Regions from separate parts of the Mus musculus genome. Here region 2 is linked to region 1. Evidence: chromatin loops called from intact Hi-C (ENCODE). Cell type or tissue: left cerebral cortex. All regions are shown on one strand.

Region 1 (8,000 bases):
GAATTTAGCAGAGTGTGGATGCCCAGACTAAAGAGTTTGGTTTGAGAAAATTTAAATATATATATATTTAAAGAAAGACTGGGCATGGTGGCTTATACCCTTAATTTGAGCACTTGAGAGGCAGAGGCAAGTAGATCCCTGCTAATGAGCTACATTTCCCATCCTTTAGACCAGTGTTGGTACTCAGCATCCCATAAGCTAGGAGTGGCTCATGCCTGTAATCCTAGCACTCAGGAGGCACAGGAGTCTAGGGTAATCCTTGGCTGTACCTGGAATTTGAGGCCCACGAACATGCCACCTTGTCTCAAAACAAAACATGGGATACACACATGCATGTAGGCAAACATTCAAATACATACAAATGAATAAGTCTCTTTTTCTTAATTGAGCATTATTTGGAGCATGGTGGCACATGCCTTTACTCCCTGCACTTCAGAGGAAGGGGTGGCTTTCTGAGTTCAAGTCCAGCCTGGTCTACATACTGAGGTCTAGACAGCTACAGCTACATAGTGAGACCCTGTCTCAAACGAAAAACTTGAGCATTTCTGCCTTACAAAAGTCCTGCTGTGAGCTAAACCTTGATGTGACATTTTGCTGTTTGTTTTTTGTTTTGTATTGGTTTGGGGGACAGAATTCAGGGCTTTGCCAGTGCTAGGTGATGACCCTGAATGACCAGAGTCTCCAGCTCTGCTGATGGCCATTTCTTTACTTGTCTTCATAATTTTATACCTAAATAGCTTGCTTGCTGTGTTTAAACTTTATATAAATAGAACCACGCTGTTTATGTGTGCTTTTCTGTTTGTCTCTTTGACTCAGCAGTGCACAGATTATCCATGCTCTGGATAGCTGGACTTGATTCATTTTCTTTGCTATTATATTCTTCTTTTCCTTTGCATAGACTGTTTTGTGTGTGTGTGTGTGTGTTTAGTGCATCCGTGGCATAGCATATGTGGAAGTCAGAGTACACCCTTGGGTATTAGTCCTCACTGTCTACCTGGTCTGAGGTGGATCTTCTGTTATCTTGCTGTTTGAACCAGGGTAGCTGGTGCACACACCCCCCTAGGAGTCTTCTCTCTCCCTTTCCTATCTTTCAAGTGGAGCACTGGAGGTATAGGTCCTTGGCGATGCTTGCCTTTGTGGGGCTTCTGGGATAGCAACTGAGAGGCTCCCGCTTGGGAGACGAGTGCTTTACCTGCTGAGCCATGTCGCCAGCCCATACAAATTATTATTTGTTTTTAAAAAGAACTATTAGAATCCTGCCACAGGAGCTGAGGTATGATTCTTTTTTTTTTTTAATATTTTTTATTACGTATTTTCCTCAATTACATTTCCAATGCTATCCCAAAAGCCCCCCATACCCTTCCCCCCCAATTCCCTACCCACCCATTCCCATTTTTTTGGCCCTGGCGTCCCCCTGTACTGGGGCATATAAAGTTTGTGTGTCCAAAGGGCCTCTCTTTCCAGTGATGGCCGACTAGGCCATCTTTTGTTTCATATGCAGCTAGAGTCAAGAGCTCCGGGGTACTGGTTAATTTATAATGTTGTTCCACCTATAGGGTTGCAGATCCCTTTAGCTCCTTGGGTTCTTTCTCTAGTTCCTCCATTGGGGGCCCTGTGATCCATCCAATAGCTGACTGTGACTGAGGTATGATTCTTGAGACAGCACAACTTACAGGGTGAGTGTTGGATGTCTCAAAGAGTTGGGTTTTTTGTTTGTTTTGTTTTTTGTTTGTTTTTAAAAGAAACCCCTGTGGTCCTGACTTTTTGTTTTATTTTAAGCTTCAGAGACCTGATTCTTTCATGAAATCCCTCAAGACACCCACCTATTTGAGGAATACATGCCTGGGCTAGGATCCACATCTCCGTGACGGAGGACAGGAATGGGTTCGTAACAGGACTCTGTGATTTGCAAGGAGGCCTGGCCTAGGCTATGAGTCCCCTATGGACTGCAATTGTTTCATCTATCTGACGATATCCCCTGGGATCAGAATCTAGTCTGTATGTAGATCAATATGCTTTCCAACGAACGGAGGAGTAAAGCTCTCTGTATTGGCTTCTCTAGGACACACATTTCCTCAATAGTGTGATGTATGGATTTACTAGTGACCATGAACTGTTTCCTTGGTAATATGGAGGTTCACCACGTGTGACTCTCCAAACCACATGGAGGGCGCATGCTTATAATCATGGCACTTCAAGACTTAGGGGGATTGTGAGTGGATTCCGGGCCAGCCTGGACTGCATCTTCTATCAAGAAGATGTCTCCATCAGGAGACAGGGGTCTTGGCCATTTTGTCATTTGGATCTTACATTCAAAAGCACGTTAGAAGAAGGGTCTGTGTTAACCAGAGACTTGCCATTTTCCATGAAATCATGTCAAAGAAGTCTGGGGAAGAGAAGTTTGCTAACACAAGCAAAGTCATCCGTGTGCCTCTGTGGAGCGTGCCCTAGCCTTAGCACCCACGCCTCTGCAGATGGCTCCGAGCCTGGGGCTGCCTGCTCTGAGTACCTTGTGCTGAATGGGGAGGGGGAAATGAAGCCATCTTTGCTGTTCCTGTCAGCCGGGCTGGCTGGACTACAGTCTTCTGGCCTCTTTCTTTACCCCCTGGCCCTCAGCTTATCTAGCACACCCTGTCACCGGGCAGCCCAGTGGCAGCCGCAGATGCGAATTTGTGCTCCCCGAATGGCTTTCAAGCATTTATTCACTTATTTAAAGCTCACCATTTAAAGAAATGCCTTAGCACAGGTAGGGCAGCCAACACTTACAGAGAGGTCGGTGAAGGTTCCCAGAGTCCTCATGGAACCAAGCCAGAAGGAAAAGACCAAGTAGGGGAAGCCCTTGCTGAGCCTAAGGAGGCGCCGCGGGGAGGCCCGCCTTCCTGGAAAGCCAGGCTTGGAATTGTCTTCAAAAGCTGCAACGCAGCCCCCGGAGTTTGAGCAGGAATAAATCATTAGCATTTTATTTACAGTTCTGGGTTTACAATTCCTAGAAAATGATCCTGCTGTTCAGAGCGGATCTCTGCTTTCCGGGCTTCCACTGCATCTCCTTCCATCTTCCTTGTTTGGGGGACCAGATTGGCTCTTTGCTTGGATAAGAGTGTGGGACAATGGTCTGGAGAAGGAGGGGGCAACGACCGTGAGTCCCGCATTTTCCGACACTCGAATGAAGAGGTTCTATCCAGTTGGTTTACCAGGAAGTGAGGCTTAATCCAGAGAGGGTTGTTGGATGAGATCACACAGATCGAGCTGAATTTTGATCCCTGAGTCCTGCCTTCCAAATGAGCCAAGCGGGCGCAGACCCGGGAGCCTAGGGCTTTGGGCCGGACTCGAGTCCCCGACCCCACCCGCTGCGCCCGCTAGATGGCAGCCTCGGTCTCCGCCCGGGATTAGCCCGGGCGCGGTGACTGCACTAGCCAGTCTGGCTGGAGGCCCTGAGGATGGCTTCGTAGGAGGAGGCATTGGCACCCAAGACCTGGCTTGCAGGATGGCCAATAGAAGGGAGAGGCTGGCAGCTGTCTTGCAGCTAGGATAGATCATCGTCTTGGAGAGCTGTCCTAGGTGATCAGCTTGGGAAGTGACAGACGCAAGGACAGGGAGAGAGGGTGCCTTAGATCCAGGCTGACAGACAGGGGACTCTACTCCAGCAGGCTGACCCACTGCAGTTAGATTTAGTCCCTGTCTATGGTTGACACTTCCCAGTCATCTCAATTGCTTTTAGATTTGAGTGTTCGGTATTTCACATTATCCTGGCCTTCCTCTGAGCCAAAACGATGCCCCTCACAGGATCCACAATGCCCAATCCACAGCTACACCTTTGGATAGACAGAGATTGGAGCATCTCTGAGGCCACTGAGACTTGGGGTCCTGGGCCCAGCTACAACGGAAACAGACTGTGTATGCAGGGAACTCGGTGTTGTAGGAACCATGATCCTCCTAAGGAGGGAGAGAGTGGGACCCAGGGAGTTGGTTCTGTCCCTGGAGTGCATGACTTCATGAGTTCAATTTATTGATCTCGTTCTGTTAGGTTCAAAGTCTTACGGTCTCTGACTTCAAGGGCATTGCTGTTCCAGATCCACCTCCTGGTTGGATAAGATCCAAATAGTTCCCCTGGCTTCCTCTTCAGCCCAGTTCTCTGGCAGGAGGCAACTTTTCCCTTCTAAGAGAAGTAGGACTCAGCCTGGCCCTGGCTTCATCTACCTGCTGTCTTAGGTGGCAACAACAGAATTGTGATTCAGGTCCTGGACTTTGTCCTTGAACCCTGGAAGTGGGGATGTTCAGGTCTAGAGGGAAAAAAAGCTTGCTTTTGCTACAGTGGTTGGAATTTTCCAGAACTCTTGCTACTTCAGAACCTACTGGAAAGACTTTTCCACTTTATTATTTTTTAATTAAAAAATCTGCATTATTATTTATGTTGTGTACACAAGCTCTCGTGGACTCAGGTCGCCTCTCCCACTCACTGGTTTCCCTACTTTAAATCCCAAAGTCCTTCAAGAGTTTACTCACCTGAAGCTTTGATCCCAGGGTGTGTGGACCATTAGGCCTCAGGAGCAGAGTTGGGTGTCTGGGAACATGGGTGTCCTTGGGTAGGGGAGGGTCCCCAGGCCACATTTCCCCCTACAGGTCAAGCTAGAGGAGGCCAGCCGGGAAATGGAACTAGGAATGTCCCCTGATCTTCTCAGTCACCCTAAGGAAAACGGTCTGGCCTGCTGCTCAGCACAGGGAACTGTGGGAATTGCTATCCACCACATGGCCCTTGGTTAACATCACAATTTCCACGATAGAGCTGCTCTCTAATGGAGCCTGTCAACTCAGCTTAGGCCTCAGTGGCTCAGAGCACGCTGCCTGCAGCCCCAGGATGGGGGGTCCAAAGCATTAGCCCTGCCCAGTGCACTGCAGAATGTGAAGGGGATCCAGCACCTCTCAGGCCTGCCACCAGCTTATTTGGTAATGACTCCACACTGTCCCACAGTCGCCCAGCAGACAGGGTTGGGTGTTATAGAAGAGAGTCTTCCCAGGGGCCCCAGCACGGGTGCTGACCCTAGAGAGCTCTATCTTCTTCCTTGCTCACCAGGAGGCCCCTTTGACATCACTTAAGAATCTAAAGCAACTGTCCTTATTATCAACTTCAGGGGCTGTTAAGGAAATGGAGAAACTTGTGTCTGCAGTGTCAATCCTGAAAAGGGGGCGGGGTAGCTCCACTTCTGTTTCTCTGCACCACTGCCTAGGCTCTCCCCCAGCCTGCTGGGGCGAGATGCAGGAGGGGGATGACAGAGTTCCCATCCCTACCACTGCTGCCTCTCCAAGTGATGGATGGCTGTCTGCTCAGGCAGGGGAGTACCTGCCTACACAGCTCCCTCTATGGGTTCTCAGCCTCCCACACCCTGAGCTGGGGATTCTGCAAACAACGTTGGCCCTAAGTGCCAGGGAGTGTGTGGCTCAGGGCCATTTATGTCAGTTAGTCATCTGAGGTAGTGAGACCGTCCCTTTGGCTTTTATCCGATCCTGTGCTGGTCTTTACCCCTCTCTGTCTCTGGCTATGGGTTCTTCTTGAGTGTTTTTGTTTGACATAGTTTCACTGTCTAGGCTGACTTTGAACTTGGGTTAATTCTGCCTCAGTCTCTCAAGTGATGGGGTTACAGAGGTGCTCCAGCTCTTGAGTTCTTTACCACAAAGCCAAGGAGTCTTTTGTTCTCTACTCCTGGAGGCTCAGGAGACACCAGGACTCACTTGGGGTTTCTTAGGCTTCACTGGATAGAGAACAAACAGGCCACCCTGGGAGGAGACAGTGATGGAGGTTAGCACTGGACCAGCTTTTCCCTTAAGGGGAGCACACTGTAAAGTTCCATTAGTTCTAGTTTATTAGTTAATTGCAGGAATTGGATTCTATTTTGTCTTTCTTTTCTCCCTGAAATATTCTTAGTGAGTTAAAAAAAAAGATTTATTTATTTTATGCATATGAGTACACTGTCGCTGTCTTCAGACACACCAGAAGAGGGCATACGATCCCATTACAGATGGTTATGAGCCACCATGTGGTTGCTGATTTTTGAACTCAGGACCTCTGGAAGAGCAGTCAGTGCTCTTAACCACTGAGCCATCTTTCCAGGCCTTAGTGAATTTTTTTTATAGCTGGGAATTCTGAAATCAAAGCTTAGGGGCAGGGCCTGAGGACTATGGCGTGGAGTTGGGGCAGGAAGTGCCTCCTTTGGGAAAGGGATTTTGTTTTGCAGCGTGGCTCCGCGTTGTTCTAACAGAGGATCAGGGTTCAGTTCCCAGCACCCAGTCTTGTAGCTCACAATCATCCATAATCCTAGCTCCAGGGCACCCAACAGGCACATGTGGTACACATACATACATGCATACACATAAAGCGAAACAAATAAACAAATAATTAAAAGATAATAAAACATTCTACTTGCATTTCTTGGGCGCCTCACACATGCCAGAGACTGTGTTTTATGTCCCTTCATTTGTCTTCAGAGTGCCCCTATAGCACAGGTGTTGCTGATGTTCCCATTTCACAGAGGTGGAGACTGAGGGTCAGGTTGGCTCCTTAGCACTGTTAAGGTAATACAGCTGAAAAGGCACAGAGGCAGAAGTTAGCCCAAGTCCTCTGATTTCAAAGCTTTGGATATCAGCGCTTGGCTCTATGGCCACCAGAACCTGCTGTCATCCTGGGGCAAAAGCACGTGTCTGTGTTTGCAAGAGTTTCATAAATATTTGGTTTTGCTTCCTCCTTTCTCCCATCAAACAGAGAAAAATGGGAATGACAATATAACAGCAACAACCACCACCACTGCAGCAGCAGCAACAACAACAACAACAACAACAACAACAACAATGTAAGCCTCCGACTCCTCTGTGGGTCAGGCAGATCTGATAGGTTCCACCACTGGCTTCTGGAGGGAGCTATCACCTCACCCTGGGAGGACTTATGTGTAACTATCACCAATGCTTCAAGATTTCACACATTCACCACTAAGTCACCTGAGTGTCTCCCATAGGCTATCTCGACTGTTCTCAGTGTGACCTAGCTGGAGCTGGACAAATCTTAAGGCCTCCTCCCTTAGCACCCTCAAATGCTAGCCTTTCATCTCTGTGAGGACAGAGGGACCGCACCTTGGTGACTGAGCCCTGTGTGGGCTGCTCAGCTGAGCCAGCTGGGAGTTGGCCCAGAGCCATGGAGTGTGAGAAACTTTCAAATTTCAAAACCGCCCTGGGCCAATTTAATAAACTTCTGCCACCTCTATCCTCTCCACAGTTTTGAATTCTCAAATATTCACACACACGAGCACACCCCCATCTAAGATGTGCACAGAGAATGGAAGAATTTTGGAATGTTAATAATGCAGAATTTTACAGCCTAGCAAGGTGAATTCTCAAGGGGTAATGGTTAACATCTGCTTTCTCTTTTCCCAAGATAACAATGACGAAACCAATCCACACAGCAAGCGGGAGGGCAAGAGATAGGCCTCCCACCCCTCTGAAAGGGGCTAAGTTGTCCCCAGATCCAGCACTGGGAACAATAACCTTATCACTTGCATGTAGTAAGGTCCGCAGTACGGGGGGCGGGGGGGGGGGACGACACAAGCCACAGTCAGTTTCTCAGGGCACACCTTCCATGCTGCGAACAAGACCCTTTTCTTCCAGGGGGTCTAAAAGATGGCAAGAATCACTCTGCTTCTCCCTGTGCGACAATTCTTAGCAATCAGCATCAGAGTCGTGTTCCTGACGTGTCCTTTTCCAGCCACCCCCAGAAGCCGCAGGGTGCTTGTGTCAGAAGACAGCAAAGTCAGAGCTCCCTCTCCATTCTGGATACAGGCTCTGGAGCGCCTGGGGCTCTGAGCATGCCCTCTCTGCGGCTTTCTCTGCCTCCATAAACACAAGTGAGCCTCAGAAACCTCCGAACCTAGGTCAAGATCCAGACCTAGGGACAACTATCCTGATCCAGTGAGCAGGTTGCTGAGGACACAAAGTAGCTGGAGAAAGGAGTCCGTGGT
Region 2 (8,000 bases), 710 kb after region 1:
CCTACCCCCAATTGGCTCCATCCAAACAAATGGTACCCAAGCCCACCTAGATACATTGGACTTCTGACAAGTTCGGTCTGAGGTCCATTCAGTAGTCCGGCAGAACTAAGTCCGCTTGGGAGGGAGTCTTGCCTATTTGCCTTGGGCAAAGCTAGCTCTGCTTTGCAAACTACCAGTCCCATACACTCTTAGTGGTGGAGGCATAGACTATGCTGCAGGAAAAGCTTGTCATAGCTCCTGGGTAGACAACTAAGAACAGCAGGGAGGGAGAGATGAGTTTGCTGTTGAAAGGGGGAAAACCAACATTCTGAGATGTTCTCAATGCTTCAGTGGCCACATCACTCAGAAAGTCTCCATACTGGGGACAGGTCTCAAGTTCAGCTCAAAACCCAAGGTAGCATCCAGTCAACATAATTTTTTTTTTCCCTTTAAAACATCCCTTCCTGTTTCTTCCATAGCACAGTTCTTTTCCCTTCTCAGGAAAAATACAAAGTTCTTACTCTGTGGAGCAAAGTTGAAGGCACTGTGGGTTCGGCTGGGGAGAAAGTTGTAGCCCAGGCGAACCTGCGTGCCTGGGAAGGCGCTCACGTCCAGGTCTTGGGAAGCCCTTGGCTCTAGCTAGTGGACTGGGTGATGCCCAGAGTCAGGTATTCCAGGACCCCCAAACCTGTGGTCTTTAGCTGGGCTGGCACATCAGTATAACATACAAAACTTTGATGCCGTCCCATATTCCTTCCTACCCCCTAGTTCTCCCACCCCTAGATTTGTCCCTGACTTGGGGAATGGGGCCGTCCCAATATGGAAGCAAATGAAACTTGGCTTTCCAGTCCCTGCCCTGCCAGCCCAGAGCCTCTGCAGGTTTTGAAACTGGGAAACTGGAAAGGCCTTTCACAGGCCTCTTCTCTCCAGTTGACACCAATTGATTGATTGATTTCCTAATTGTCTGCTTAATCTTGTACAAGAGGGTGGGCTTATTATTGAAGCAAGTCAACTCAAAAATAGCAAAACAATGCAGCCCCCCAAGAGCCAGCAGCAGCTGAGGGATAGAACAAAAAGAAAGAGGGGGAGGGAGAGGATCCTGCACTGCAAGGGTTTGGCTTAATGAGATACCAGCCTGGGATCTCTACCCTGCTTCAGGCAACCTAGGAACCCAAAGTCCTAACCCTTCCACAGAATAGTTGAAGAAAGGCACATCAGTTGTGGGCTTCTGGGTTTCTTGGATGTAGGTCTACCTGCCTGTGCCAGAGTTCCTCAGACTTCGGTCTGAGAAGTGCATCCTTCCATTGCAAACTTGGAACTTCTGAGGCCATCTCTCACCCTTGACACTCAAAGTTATTTCCTGTAATCACAGAGCAGGTCAGTAGAACTTGACTGGTTGCGTGAGAAAACATACCTGCTGATATTTGTGTCTTCTGCTGTGTGTGTGGGAATCCATGACTGGTCCCAGAGCCACATGGTACGGGGGAATCCATCTTATTACTGGGAATCTGATCTAGAGTATTTACAGGAGTAAGGGCCTCTTAGCGCTGGAAAAGGAAGGAAGGAAGGTAGCCATTGTGGTCGTTAAGGCAAACCCAGAAGGCACCCTGTCTTGAGCACCAAGCCCTTCTCCCTCATCTCCTGCCGCAGGTTATACAGGCTTCTGCGCTGCGCGGTATGAAGTCCAAGCCGTCACCCTTTTGTCCCTAGAATTCAACTCAGTGTCCACAGGTCTACCCGACTCCTAATCATAGCTCCCAGCTCGGAGCTACTTGGAAGTTCCTAGACAGGTTCTAGGTCTGCGTAAGAGAAAAAGCAAGGCAATGTGAGCCACCCAGGGCCAATCTTCTTCCTTCCTGAACTTTTCACAGTAGGACTTGAGCCCCAGAAAGGAGAATCACTTAGGCAGAGGGTGAAGTGGGAGGGGTAATCTAGCCCAGCTACCCCCAGAAGTTTAGCCAAGAGGATCTTCCCAGAGTTTCAGGTTAGAGGCAGCTTAGAGACACTTCAGTTCCTCACCCAGCGGTTAGTGTTTCTCAAGTCTCGAGGGCTTCCCTAGTGCCACTCAAGACTCCATGTGGGAGGACTGCCCTCTATTGGTCCCTGAGCTGGGACATGACACCCAGTCATCAAAATGACCTAATTGTTGCGCATGCCCTTCTCCCAAGTCAACTTCAAGGTGATGGCTGATGGTAGGCTTTGCTAGCCAGAGCAGAGGTGAGTTTCAGGCCCCAAAGGAGGCAATCCTGTTTCACACACAAATGTGCTGGTTTGTGGTCCCATCCCTTTCCCTCTTCCACCCTGCCCACTCACACAGCCATGCTCAGAAACCCACTACCACATGCTGCCTCTTTCATCTCTCCTGCCCACACACATCCCCACCTCTCCTCTCACCAGCTCAACAGCTTACACACACACACACACACACACACACACACACACACACACACAGACACAGACACAGAGCCTCACCTACACCACTGTTTGGCCACCCAGACCCAGCTTTCTGGTTGGTACTGAACTCTTGGGAGTCCAGGCACCTGACCCCCGTACTGTGTAACTAAACACATTACCATCTGCTGTCACATTTAGCCAGACCCTCTCCTTTCCAGGTTTCTAAGCATTCACCCCGCAAACCACTTTCTAAATCCATCCCTGTCCGACCATCATTGCCCCAGCTCCTCCCAGATCTCTCTCTCTCTCTCTCTCTGCTCCTTTCCGATAATTAAAGTTAGGCTGTGTGTTTGTATGTATGTGTGATCTTATTTTTTAAACACACACCCCCACACATACATATGCGTGTATATATACAAACACACACAGCAATTAGCTCCAGCCTCCACCGTCATGCTAGAACAGTAAAACCTCGTTATGCACAGGTCCCCATGCGCCCCTGTGATGAACCCAGATTCACCTAGTCATGGGCTCCTGATCTCTCTCTCTCTCTCTCTCTCTCTCTCTCTCTCTCTCTCTCTCACACACACACACACACACACACTCTAGCATTTCATGAAGTAATACCCACTGTATACTCCAAGAGTAGATAACCCACCCCCTGCTTCCCACTTCTCTTCAGAGAATCTTAATGGACTCTCCTCAAATGACCCAGGGCCCCGGAGCACTGTGCTTACAACCCTTCCCCTGCCCACCCCATCTCCATCCACACAGCAGTGGACACAGCTCCCTGCTGAGCCTGACCAGGGTGGGTCTGGGTTTTATTAGGCTGCAGAGACAGCACGGAGGCATATGGTCTCGTACACAAGAAATAATGTTCATGTTAAATCAGACCTCATGCATAACGCATGAGCCTGATCTCACATTATTTTGGGTGTTCGTCAAAATCAGTGTTCTTTCTTGTAAGGACTCCTGAAAAGAAGGGAAAAGAGCGTTGGCTAATTACACCCACAGCCCGGACCCAGGGATCCCAGAGCGCCCTGGGAGCCTCCTCTGCCCCACGTCACCCACCAGTGGGTCCTGTCCCTCTCTCCCACCCTATCTTCCCACATGGAAAGAGGGCTTGCCTCGGGTTTGTAGCAGGCATAAGGCCCCGTGTTATTTTTATTTCTTTTCTCTCGGCTCTCTGTCCCTGGAGGGTTCTGGGGAATAGCGGTGGCTCCGTTGCTCTCTCACACCCGATTCATTTGCCGTTTTATGAACTCCCGGTTGATTCATCGCCTCCCTAAGTCAATGACTCACTCCTGATGGCTTCTCAGAAATCCTTCTTGAAGGACTCCCGGTTATTCAGCTTTGAGCGGGAGCCTGAGCCGAGGTAGACCTGGACCTCGCACAGCACAGTCCCTGCTCCCTTGGCCTGGAGTCACCCTGCTTGGGTTTTTGCAGAAGCCGAGCTGGGGAGGACGGAGTACTCCCTCTATGCAGAAGCTGGGAGGACCTACCCAAGCTGGGAGGACCTACCCAAGCTGGGAGGACCTACCCAAGCATCCCAGCCTGTGGCAAAGCTCCCTTCGGCATCCGTGGATCACCTGCCGTCTATCCTCATCAAAGCTCCAAGAAACTTGCCGTGACTGGGGAGGCAGAGCACAGTTATGGGACCTGAACCGACAACTCACTCACGTTTCCATGCCTCAGTTTCCCGGTGTGACGCTAATGGCCGTTCTGTACTGTAGAGTTGTTTTGAGAATTAAGTGGGATAATGCTCAGAATACTTAGCATAAACGATGAATAAATCAAAATCGTTTTATTCTGAGGCCTGGGTTCAGAAGTTAGCATTCAAGGAAGGACACCATAAGGTGGTGTTCCTCTACCTCTGACCAGGGACCCCACTTTTTCCAAGGACACTTTTATATAATATACACCCATCACTCACCTTACACTTTATGTTGAGTGCCTTACACAATATAGCCCCATTTTATAAAAGAGGAAGCTGCAGCCAGGAGAGTGTTAGCTTAGTCAGGGCAGCAAGATTAGTAAATGCCAGCAATTGGAATAGAAGCCATTATATCTGACTCCTGAGCCCCAGTTTGTTTTATGCTAAGGCCAATGGCAAAATAGTAGTCAATGTTGAGTGTTTGTTCAAAGCAAGAAAAGGAAAGCCCCAGAACGCAGGCGTGGAAATCGGGAATCAAGGTTGTTAGAGCCAGCTAACTGGGTAAAATCTACGGCCCCCTCTCCACTACCCAGAATCAAATAAATCCCAGGAGGCTAAAGAAAGTTGGATAACTTGCCAAGTTAGGAAGATCAGGAAGTCCCCCTATTTGGCCCTCTCCAAGCCTCCACATCACTGAGCAAACACATTGTAGCCAAGGATGGAGACCTAACATCTGCCCAGGCATTCAGCCTCATGGTCCTATCCACTAGCCGTGAGTCTTACAGAAAGTTCCTTAAGTTCTCCATACCTCGGTTTCCTCTTCTGTAAGCCAGGATAAGAACAGCATCAGCCCCACAGAACTGCAGTGAGGACTTGACAGTTGAGAGGATATATAACATGAACACTCAGAGCCTCCCGCATCATGAGTACCATTAAATGTTAGCTGTAAAAAATAATTTTATATGTACAGTGTGTATTAATGCTGAGCTATTGCAGAAAAAAAATGTCAAGTGCTTCCCCTAACACTCCTGCCTTTCTAAAATGATTTCATTCATAAAACCACTCTAGGATAATTAGGTCTAAAATCCCCATCCCCATTCCACAGGTGAGGACACTGAGGCCCAAGGATGGTAAAGGCCTTTCTCAGAGGGACCCAGAAAATCAATGACAGGCGCAGTTCTTAAGCCTAGTGCCTAGTTCCAATTTGTGGCAAACCTGCTCCCCCAACCATGTCTTCTGAGGCTATAATACTAAGCCCTGTGTGGCAAGGCTTTGTGCTGGGCTCGCAGAAACAGCACCCAGACAGAGGCATTAAACTGAGCCAGGACGAGTGGATAGAGGTTTGCTCAGGAGTCCCTGGATCTGGGCCTGATCCCTGAGACAAGTCCCTGAACCCTCAGACCATATCCACTCACCCTTCCTGAATCCTGAACCTTTCCGCCTTTCCCACCCTGTTCAGGACGCTCCTCTAGCAGGCCGTGGCACACTTTTGACCCTAGCACAAAAGATTCAGTGCAGGGCTCACGGCCTCTAAACCCGATGGAGTCCCAAACTATGAGATTAAAAGTCTGACTGAAGCTTCCTTCAGGTCTCCGTGAGTAGTTTTACTGCAACCCTAGCCAGAGGTTAAGCAGAGGTTAACCAGCCTCAGACATTTGGGGTCACCAAATGGATCATTTGTCACCTTGGACCTCAAACTAGGAAGTAACCATTCCTCCATTCACTTATCCATCAGTCCGTTCTCCAGCCAGCTACTCCTCCATTCACCGAGCCACCCACCTTTGCATGCAGCCATTCACCTACCTACCTATTCAGCTACCCACCCATCATCTGCCATCCATTCATCCGATCTTCTTGCTTAACGAATGTCAAGAAGGCTGATGGCCTCTAACCTCCACGCTCTTCTAGCTTTGTCTCATTCCCTTCCTGCCCCTCAGCCATATAGGGTGTTTGAGAAAACGGTGTAGAAGGTAATGATGAAACCTGTTGTCATATCTACGAAGTTGTGTGAGTCCAAGTGCTGGAACTTTCCACACTCCCCTCCTCTCCCCAAAGAAGCTATAGTTGATACAGCCTGTGGCAAAAGTCTAGATGGCCTTAGTTCTCATTTCTTACCCCAGGAATGTCAAGTTCTGGGCTAAATGTAAGGGGTTTCAAAGGTCACTGGGAAGAAGCAGCCTAATAGCATAGCCTCTTTCAAGGCCAGCACTGGACTGCCTTTTTCTATCGAAAATGCCAGGCACCTCTAAACACCAGGGCCCTGCGGGGTGACGTTCTGTTTCCAGCCCTGTCAGTACCGGCATGCGCACTGGGAGCAAACCCCTGCGAACCCCATCACCTCAACTCCTACCCGTGCAATATGGGGGTCTTTGGCAGTTTTGAGGATGTCGCCTGCCCTCTAGCCTGGGTGGGCCTGCTTCTTTGACAATGGGGCTTCTCTGAGCAGCCCACACAAGAAGAAAGATAGGAGATGACGTGGTTGGTGTTCAGGGCCCTGAGGACTCAGCTCGAGCTGCTCAGCCCCCCTCCCCTGACACAAACAATCCTCAGTTACCTCCCCCTCCTGCTCCCCAGAATCTGGGCACAGCTGGAGCCTGCTATGCCCTAGCCACCCCATGAATCACCGCTCTATGGTCCACGGGGGAGTGGTCCAGGGAGCATCCTACGCTTGCTCGGGAGGAGTGAGGGCCAGAACTGCAGCCCTCAAGCAGGCAGTGTCCACAGAAACAATGGGGGCCTGTGGCTAACAGGCGGAATGCAGCTATTGTCCTGCCCTGGCCCCCAACCCCAAGGCCCCAGGTCCCCAGGCCAGGCGGCCTGGCGTGAATCAGTGCGTCAGACTCTCGTGTACCAGGGCTGGGCACACATGACCTGCTGCTTACCTTCTCTGGGTAAGCAGGAGGGTAGGCTGATGGGCCAGACCCCCACCTCTACAGCCAACCTCACAAAGGATCCTCCTGCACAGAATGAGAAGCGAGATGGGACCCACGGGAGTAAAGGCAACCTCCAACCTACCCATCCCTAGGATGCTTGAGACCAGCAGCTCTGAGACCCAAGCTATACATCACAGTGGGGAGGAGACCACATTAGAATAATGCAGGATTAGAGTGGGGTTGCTATAGCGACGTATTAGGGCAATACATCTAGGGAGCCCCAGCCCCTTGGTGATGTATGGCTCTGCTCAGCTGTGGGGAGCAGGGGGAGGGGACCTGTCCCGCCCCTCCAAGGGAGAGCAGACACCGAACACTCTTCATTGGAGGAGAGCATCTGCGTTAGACACTAAAAATAAGCATCTGAGGACCCCGTCAAGACTGAAAAGTGTACCCTGCCAACTGCCACTGTCCTGCATATTCAACTTGATGTCAACTTCAAATCTCAGCTCTAACCATAGCCTCAGCCTCTGCCATCCCTAACCCCAGCCCATGAAGTAGCACCAACCCTCCAGCCCAGCCCCACCAGGCTCCCACATTTGCTTCATTGCTAAGGACTGGTCCCATACTGTCTCCCTGAGTATCTGATGGGACTAGATGTGTGTGTGTGTTGGGGGGGGGGGGGGATCAAGGGTCAAAGAAAAGAACAGAGCCAGACCATAGTGGTCTGTGACTTTAATTCCAGCCCTTACACTTGGAGGCAGAGGCAGGCAGAACTCTGAGTTCAAGGCCAGCCTGGTTTACAGAGCAAGTTCCAGGACAGCCAGGGCAACACAGAGAAATCCTGGCAAGGGTGGGGATGGGAAGGAAGGAGAAAAAGGTTAGGGGAGAACAGAAGGGAAGGAGATGGGCAAGCTCCTGGAAACCTCCCTAGTAAAATCCAGAGTCCATCTTAGGCAAGTGCTCCCTCCTCTCCCAGTGGCCTTTGTGCTGACCCCTGGCACCCCATTCTGTCTAATCCAAGTCTATCTAGCATCCCTGTGTATGATCTCAGGGCTATAGAGAGGCTGAACAGGTGGACCTACTGGACAAAAAGAAGAAGA

What was found. Peaks named below come from ENCODE experiments on the same cell type or tissue, not always from the same donor. Only the 100,000 strongest peaks of a DNase experiment are listed, where the experiment ranks them.
Region 2: it touches region 1 in a loop (4-fold over the local background); 28 of 42 quality-filtered maps call a loop at or near these places.

What each region holds. Positions count from the first base shown.
Region 1 is chr4:123,954,012-123,962,011 of GRCm38, forward strand. No RefSeq gene overlaps it. Among named protein-coding and RNA genes, the nearest start is that of Rragc, 41 kb to the left of the region's middle. In left cerebral cortex, CTCF peaks have their summits at 3,366 (motif pointing right) and 5,375; DNase peaks (open chromatin) are centred at 3,419 and 5,336; H3K4me3 peaks cover 244 bases.
Region 2 is chr4:124,661,134-124,669,133 of GRCm38, forward strand. Gm38545 (predicted gene, 38545) reads right to left here and starts at 7,059. Exons shown (of 4, transcript NR_168615.1): 1 at 6,910-7,059; 2 at 4,836-4,970; 3 at 3,501-4,100; 4 at 3,161-3,345. In left cerebral cortex, a CTCF peak has its summit at 2,070 (motif pointing left); DNase peaks (open chromatin) are centred at 2,087, 2,337, 3,333, 3,594 and 1 more place.